Regions from separate parts of the Homo sapiens genome. Here region 1 is linked to region 2. Evidence: read pairs that join two places in POLR2A ChIA-PET (ENCODE). Cell type or tissue: OCI-LY7. All regions are shown on one strand. Links, peaks and the distances in the headings refer to the core of each region. The heading gives the core; the rest is flanking DNA.

Region 1 (4,399 bases), core at 145-4,144, 110 kb before region 2:
AGACAGGAGGACTGCTTGAGCCCGAGAGTTTGAGAACAGCCTGGGCAACGTGGCAAGACCCTGTCTCTATATAAAAAAAAATTTTTTTTTTATTGGCCAGGTGTGGTGATGTGTACCTATGTTCCCAGCAACTTGGGAGGCTGAGGCAGGAGAATGGCTTGAGCCCAGGAGGTCAAAGCTGCAGTGAGCCGTGTCTGTACCACTGCACTCCAGCCTGGGTGACAGAATGAGACACTGCCTCAAAAAAAAAAAAAAAAAAAAAATCTTCTAGCTGCAACGTGATTTGTTGACCTAATATGAACCAAAATTTAGGATTAGGACACAAAAGTGAAGAGAGGGGTAGTGGTAAATGTCAAAGAAATTAAGAAAACAAAAAAGGTCCTTGTCCGAGAACTAGAAGTCTCCCCTGCCCACACTGCTGGCTCCTTCTTGTAGAATGATCTTGGGAACTGATGTAATAATCAGGCAAAGCCAGGGATATACAAAATTCAAGTAGGTAGCATTTCAATATCTGTAAGAGTGTGGGGTCCCAAGAAGTAAGAAATAAGTGAAAGGAGGCCAGGCGTGGTGGCTCACGCCTGTAATCCCAGCAGTTTAGGAGGCCAAGGCGGGCAGATCACCTGAGGGTCAGAAGTTTGAGACCAGCCTGGCCAACATGGCAAAACCCCATCTCTACTAAAGAAGGAAGGAAGGAAGGAAGGAAACGGAAAGGAAAGGAAAGGAAAGGAAAGGAAAGGAAAGGAAAGGAAAGGAAGGAGGGAGGAAGGAAGGAAGGAAAGAAGAGAGAGAGAAGGAAGGAAGGAGAGAGAGAGAGAGAAAGGAATGGGAACGTGGGCATCTTTAGATCCAAAGATATGTAGAATTTAATCAAATGATAGCTTGGGTACAGGTTGCAGGCCCCTCCCAGTGAACAGAGAATAAAAGCAAAGTGAGATTAGAATCCAAGTGACCATGGGCTTCTTTAAGTAATGATAAAAGGTGGCTCTGGACAATCATGATCACAGGTAAGGGTGACATTGTCCTTGCTGAATTCCTCTAATCATGAAGATCAGAGAAACCTCTCAGCAAGTTAAAGCACCTCAGATGTTACATGAGAACATAACCCCCCAAACTGTGCTGAGGGATACAACTATCTTTCAACCACAGCAGAGCTTAAAAGAGGCATTTTTTAAAGAATCAAAACCATAGAACGAGTATTTCTTGTGTATTAAAAAATGCCACCTGTGAATGTGGTACTTTAATACTTTTAAACTGTGGGATAACTTTGGCCAACTTGAGTAACCGGTCAGACAAGCAATTCTAATTTAAAATATATAATGGAAAAATCGACTTAGATTTGTGACTAAGTGAAATTTTAGCAGTGATGAAACCTATAATTTACGTGTACAGTTTTGGAACATTTAAGAGAACTAAAGGTTCATCATATTTTAAAATTTAATTTATTATAGTAAGAATTACTGAAATAAGTTTTTACAGTCAGACAACTAAAATATTTTTAAATGATAGAGAATAACTAAATCTAAGTTCAGCTTAAAATGTTTTAAAGTCTATTTAATTCACCAAGGTTTTAAATGAATCCAAATATTTACATTTGCTAGCCTTATATATAGAATAAAACATATAAGCTAATCTGAATAGGCTAAATTTGAAATTTTTAGAAAGATTTAAAAAAATGTATAACTTCAATAAGTCAAATATCAAATTTTAAGCGTAAAATTTAAATAAACATTTTACAGATAAAACCCACCCTTCTGTGTATCAAAAACTCATCCTGACACTTCCTTTCAGGTCCTGGATTACATGCTGCCTCCTCAGAGAAGCCTCCTATGACCACCTAATCGAAAGCTATCTCCATGTTTCTCTGGCACTGCATCCAGCTCCCTACTAGTATAACTGACAGTTATAGATTTGTTTGTTTCCTGGTTTATTGTCTACTTCCTGATGAAGCTGTAAGCTCCAGAAGCAGGAACCATTCTTTAATATATCACAGTGTTTCTAAAATCTAACATAGTGCTTGGCACAAAGGAGGTACCCAAGAAACACTTTGGTAGGAGTGAATAAGCGAATGAACAGAAAACTGAATTAGCCAGAAATATTCAAGGTTATATATTACAAAAAATAACCAAAGGCAGCAAGGTGTTCCAGAAACTTGAGATCTTCACAGATTGATTTGCTATGTTTTTCACTCTCTGTGAATATTACCTTTTATATTTCCTCTTGCTAATGCACAGAGCAATCTCATAGCTAGCTAGATGAAAACTTTGCCTACTTTATTACTGCTGCAAGCTTATTGAGAGATTTGTTTACTATTTGATTTTCCCAGAAACCTTAGTTTAGCAATCAGACAATGCACAGATGGATAACAAAAGATTGATAAATTACAATTATAACTTTAACATGTAGTATAGTAAATAAATCAATGATGCATTTTTAGGAGCTTCTAGCATATGAAAAGCCTGCAGAATGGAAAAAAGGATAACCATCCTTTAACATTTTGTTTCTATTTCTTAAGAAATTTCTGCAGCTAACATATAAAAACAAGTATTCTATCCATTAGCCATGATAGTAATACCGATGTGCTACTTAAGTTTTAAGGAATCATTTATATTTCTATGCTGACTCCACATGTCACACAAATAGGAAGATTTATTGTATTACTTGGCATTTTGAGGAAAAAATCAATCTATTTTGCCGCTGCTTAGTGGAAGAAAACTCTTGGGTCAACTTATCTTTTTAATCTAAGAGGTCTCAATTGAAATTGGCTTTGAAGTTTGCTAATTACAAAACTCAACAGGGGTTTTCCCTTATTTGGTGTAACTCATATTTCTATTCATTAACCCCAGTTTTAAAAAGATTAAAAAAGTCTGAATAGAAACAACTTAAAAGTTTGAAGAACAGCCTCTCCCCTGTGATACCTTTACAGATACTTCAAGTGCAAACTTCCCCCATACTATCAAATTCTATTTAATTACAAATCTTCTGTGGTTGCAGGAGGGGGAGGTAAAACACATACATTTTGAACTTTCCAACCACACAGGGCTGTAGGAAGATGAGAAATCAGTAAATTCTTTTCACTCTATATATTGGGGAAATTTATGTCAACCTGAGTTACAAGGAAATCAAGATTCTGAAGGGCAATCCTGCTAGCTGCTTTTGCAGGGCCAAGCCACTGGGTTCAGATGCTTTCATTCGGGTGAAAAGATCATTACCAGGCGGCTCCGGGGAAGTTGGCCCTCCTGTAAGTGTGCTCCTTTGTTATGAATATGGAACAGATGGAGCCAAATCTATCTGCTCTGTAGGAACAAAAACACTTACAACCCAGCTCTCTCTATTAAAGACTCTACTTAGCTCCTTTATACCATCGGCTTTCTGTGCACTGCTGTGAGGTTTTGACTTTATAGAAAAAGGCACTTCATAAAAGCAACAGTTCTTACTCTTAAACCAAAGTGGCCTAAGAACTAAAGAAGATGAATACATGGTTTCACCGACAGGACTCCTTGGAGATATGTAGATATTCAATTAGGGGTGTATGTGTGTGTAGGAGGAGGAGGAAGACTGTATTCAATTCTGGTAAATGTCTGCATTAAAACAACATGAAAATATAGAAAAGAGCGATGAAGATGTCATGTTTCTCATTACAAGGATGGCATCTAATTGCTCTAGCATAATAAAATGGCAAGATTTAATTGTGTATATATGTCTGTAAGGCTAGCGAGGGCTGTCTTGAACAAAAAATATGACTATGCACAACAAAATCATGCAGGTAAATATGATTAGTAATTAGGACCATACCACAAAACAAAGGCTATATGATGCTTCTTCACTATGAAAAATAATATTAATTACTTTCAGCATCATCATGCCAATTTGCTTTTACAGTCTGAAAGATGTAAACACTGCAGGTAAAACCAATGCATGCATTTATTTATCATGCCACAAGAAATCTACAGCCATCCCTACAACGTGCTGTTGCCAAGATATATGTGCTGACAGCAAGGTAAGTTTCACAGGCTTCCGGGTGTGGATACACTACTGTATACGCACCTTCCATTGATAGCAACAGGGGGAAAGGAGTGTCTGCCTTATTTCATTACATTTATTATACTGATACATTTAAAGTCTGGCTGCCTCTTCGGAGATAATTGAAAAAAGAAATTCTGTGGCAGGATGCTTTGATTCTGACTAAATCAAGTCTTCGGGCAAATTTCCTCCTGCCAGTGGAAGCACAGCTTGCCTGAAGTCGTAACCTTTGTGGGAGGAAAGGAACTGGCCTTGAAGCAGATCATGAAGCAAATGTTTTATGCCAAATCAGAGTCTGGGGATACGTAGGCTACTGCAAATAAAACTCTTCTTCTGTCTGTTCAATCATTTCAATTCCCTGCAGTGTGAAATATGAACT
Region 2 (4,399 bases), core at 204-4,203:
TATAATCAAGAAATAACTGTAAGTATCCTTAGTCTAGCACCTCAAGCTGCTGCTCTGCCTATGGAGTAGCCATTCTTTTATTCCTTTACTTTCCTTTCACTTTACTCTAGGGACTTGCACCAAACTCCTTGCGAGATCCAAGAACCCTCTCTTGGGGTCTGGATCTGGACCCCTTTCTGGTAATACTACAATATGAATACTTTAAATGGTGGTTACCAGGAAGTCTTAAATGTTTATGACAAGTAGGTGCTTAGTACGTTTTCTTGAATATATGAGTAAAGAAATAAACTAGAAAGACTGGGTCACAATTTAGAAAATAAGTCATGAGGTGCTGAAGACCAGAACAGCCCAATCTTTTTTTATAAACCTCCTGGATGCAAGTTTTAACACAGTCTCAAAAAAGTTGTGATCAGTTTCTCCAAAGCTACACACTGAGACTAGGATGACAACGAGCTACCTACTCAGGATTTTGCAAGGACCAAAAATCTTTTCTTACTTTACAATACTCTCAAACAGAAACTATTTTAAACTACATGGTTAATTCAACCTTGTGGACTGGATGGTCATCAAAATGATTATATAATTATTTCAACATAGTTGCATTTCTTTCTTTTTCTTTGTGTGTGTGTGTGTGTGTGTGTGTGTGTGTGTGTGTGTGAGACGGAGAGTTTTGCTCTTGTTGCCCAGGCTGGAGTGCAATGGCACGATCTTGGCTCACTGCAACCTCTGCCTCCCAGGTTCAAGTGATTCTCCTGTCTCAGCCTCTCTAGCAGCTGGGATAACAGGCATGCGCCACCACGCCTGGCTAATTTTGTATTTTTAGTAGAGACAGGGTTTCACCATGTTGGTCAGGCTGGTCTCGAACTTCTGACCTCAGGTGATCAGCCCGCCTCGGCATCCCAAAGTGCTGGGATTACAAGAGTGAGCCACTGCTCCCGGCACCATAGTTGCATTTCTAAATATAAAATCCCCACGAAGTTTGAAAAGATGATGAGATCAGGGATATTTGAACACATTTTTAAAGTAAATGGATGTATGGAATATTATGATAGAATATAGTAGTAGTGGTAGTCAAGCATGAAACTGGTAGAGAAACAAAAATATACATGTAAAATAAACTCAGTATTTTAATAATAAAATAAATGGTATCCTAAAAAATACACTGATTTTGTAAATCTATATTTTGCTATTGTGACTTTCTATGAATATCCATTTATAAAGTGTTACATTCCAACCTGAAGCTTTTTTAAAAGTACAACAATCTTTTTAGTTTCAACTTTAATCTGTAAATTAAGTGCCCTAAATCATCTAATAGCATAGCTCTAAATTCATCCTTATCACCACTGCCTATTTAACATCAAAACTATCATAAAAAAAATAGTTCTTATCTATCAATGCATACATATATTACTTTTCTTAAAAAAAACCTGACTAATAATGTGGCACCATGAACATGTTATATGTAGACATGGTTTGTTCAAAGGGCTAAAAAACAATTATAGCCCTGCCTACTCACAATGCATTCCCCCAAATTTTCATTAGCTTACATCATAGTAAGACTTCACAAAATTTTCATCTGAAAAGACCTACTTTCCTTAAGATCTTGCTCACAAAACACCCAAAAGGTGCATTTTGAGAAAATGAAGAAAATGCCATGATGCTATCTGTGGCTCCTGCAACACTTGTTTTACTTCCTTTCGAAAGAAATAGAAAGTCAAAAGAGACTTCAAATGGTGGGCAGATGTAAATGGCATTTGCCTGAAAAGACATAAAGCAGCATTCAACAGGGAAGTCCCACCCCACTGAGTCTGTATAAGCGCTCACTCCATCTCTGTTGTAGTTGAAGACAGTGGCTGTCAATCAATCCTGGCTCAGTGGTTAAAGAACCCCACATAGGCTCCTCAGTAGGGTGTAAATGGCTGCAATCGCCTGGGTATAAGCAACTGATTTGCAAGCTGAGGGGCAAAACAAAACAAACAAAACAACAACAACAACAACAACAACAAAAAACACAAAAACCCCCACCTTGTTTCTTCCTCACACAACCTGAAATCAATACTCTAGCCTGTTTTTTTTTACCTTCTAGGAGGTTTACAGTTCTTGTAGGCCATCATTACAGAGAGTCACAGAAGGCACAAAACTGAAGCATGTCACCCAGGTTAAGAAGCTGAAGACTTTGTGCTGATTTCCAGTGATTATTGCCATTAAAATAGAGCAATGAGATAAAGTTTTGCCAGAGCCAAACACACACCATGGTGTTTTTGCAAAAGCATATACGAGAACTTAACTCCAAGATGACAGCTCCATCAAGCAGCAATCACCGAGAATGCTGTTCTGAATTCAAAGGCAACCCTGCTAACCACTCTTTCTGAGTAAATCACTTAACTTCTTTTATACCTCAGGTAGTTCATTGTGCACTACCTCACCATGGGTTGCTTACCAAGAAAACGTAATAAAAATAATTGGGGAGCTCTTTGAAGACATAAAATTGCTGTGGAGAGAATCAACTGTAAATTTAAGTCTGTGCTCCTTGGTGAAGAAGTCTCCAAGTGAGCTAGTCTTGATGAGGTCTCCTTTGATGATTTGGACTGTACTACTCTTAGTAGAAAGAGGCTCTGCCCCTTCCTGATGGGTACTTACGTACCCAGTGGCCAGGAGGAATGGACTCAGGGATGGGGCTAGGGGCCTCACCCACCAGGCATGAGAGGTAATTTGTGCTTCCCTGGCTGCCTTGGCACCATGCCTCTGTAGCTTTGTTTCAGGGATGACATGCTTCAGCTCAGGCTGCTGTGCTTAAGTCCTACTGTAGTCAGAGATTTGGGGCTGGGAAAAGAGGGGCAGCTTTGCCCCCTCCTGAGCCAAGAGGAGAGGGAGAGGGAGAGAGAGAGAGAGAGACTCTATCAAATAAAAGCCTGTTGGGATTTACAAGGAAACACTCGCTTGGGAGCTCAATTAATAATAAAATGTGATGAGCATGTTGATTCTGTGGGTTTTGTTTCCAAATCATTTGCTACCTGCCCCATTTCAGAGCATGTCAGGAATGGGTACTCTCCCACTGCAAAGATGGGGAAATGAGTCAAAGTGTCTCACTTGTGTAGCAAGTGGAAGCCAGATGTCAGAAGATGTATGCTGGGCAGATGTTAGAATTTTAAAACGAGAACTACCTGAATGGCCCCAGCAGAAAACATGGTATTCTAAAAATAGGACACCGACACCCCACCGAAATCAACTGTTCATTTATTTATTCTACATGACGGGTGCTGTGGGGCACCAGCTTCTTGCAAGCCTGCAAAACTGCTTGTGATTCATAAGATGTTTCTGAACAGAAAGAGGCTGGTGGTATCCGTCCATTAAAAACAGGCTCTTCACTGAGATACTGGGCTCTATGTTGTTTTTTCTTTAATTCCAAGAACTCAGAGGGAGGGACAGAAATGCTCAGTGGATAGCTATGGATGGATGAGCAGAGGGGAGAGGAAATAAGTGTGACATGTAAGCTGATCTGTGTGATACAGTAAGAGAGGAGGATGTTGCGAGGTAGGCCTGGGTCAGCGTCGCACAGGTGTTGGTGCTGGAATCTGTTTCCTGAACGTCTGTGCTGAACACAAAAACAACCAGGACCACGGGGGTAGAAATAACAAGTCTCACATTGCTTTAACAAAAACAACAAAATAAAGCACTATTCCTGTTTTCTGCTGTTTCTGTCATGCTAAATGACATCCCTGTCCCCAGGTTTAGCTATGTATTTTGCCACCTCATAAAACCCCAATCAATCTTCCCTTCTCTTCTGGCACCAAGTTATGAAGCATCCCTGATCTTCCAGACCTAAAGAAAACAGCAGAGAGACGGGGCTCCTCATCAGGTAGAGGTTTTCTTTTTTGTCAGAATTTGAGACTAAATACAGATTGGAGTATTCACTTGGGAATTCAACAGAGATCCATCTTAAGGAACATTCCAAATACACAATCAGAAAGAAAGCATTTGTGTGCTTTTCTGCTCCTAGGAAAATGCAGAGAGAAAGAAAAGGTTACTGTTTCATGTGAACTGATTTCTCCCTTCTCTGTGGTAGGCAGAGAACACATCATCCCACCTGGAACGTGAGTCATTTGTGAAATGCTTGTTTTAAATTCAAACTTCTCCACAACCTGACGAGTGTGTGGGAGACCCAAGGAAGCTGACATACAAGGGCAGATTTATTTTTCTGCCAGAAGGAACCATCAACACAAAGGCCAATGGTAACCCTAAAAATGGAAATGTGCTAACCCTTTTTATTGTCAAGCAAATAAAAAAATTATTCTTCAAAGGAGGAGAAACAAATGCTCAGACCCTCCAATGGCTTCCTGTCTCATTCAGAGTAAAAGCCCAAGTCTCTACAAGGATTCTATGAGGTCCTACGTGACCT

What was found. ChIA-PET counts read pairs that join two places held together with the same protein. Peaks named below come from ENCODE experiments on the same cell type or tissue, not always from the same donor. Only the 100,000 strongest peaks of a DNase experiment are listed, where the experiment ranks them.
Region 1: POLR2A ChIA-PET joins it to region 2 with 5 read pairs; 3 of 35 experiments call an interaction of 5 or more read pairs at or near these places.

What each region holds. Positions count from the first base shown.
Region 1 is chr5:107,398,614-107,403,012 of GRCh38, forward strand. All of the region lies in intron 2 of EFNA5 (ephrin A5), which reads right to left. Among named protein-coding and RNA genes, the nearest start is that of EFNA5, 270 kb to the right of the region's middle. RefSeq lists an enhancer at 3,005-3,542. In OCI-LY7, for the core only: no CTCF peak of the experiment used is centred there; no DNase peak of the experiment used is centred there.
Region 2 is chr5:107,510,385-107,514,783 of GRCh38, forward strand. All of the region lies in intron 1 of EFNA5 (ephrin A5), which reads right to left. Among named protein-coding and RNA genes, the nearest start is that of EFNA5, 160 kb to the right of the region's middle. RefSeq lists a silencer at 1,704-1,998 and enhancers at 1,704-1,998, 2,983-3,042. In OCI-LY7, for the core only: no CTCF peak of the experiment used is centred there; DNase peaks (open chromatin) are centred at 1,807, 3,187, 3,577, 4,087 and 2 weaker places; H3K4me3 peaks cover 2,940 bases; H3K27ac peaks cover 4,000 bases.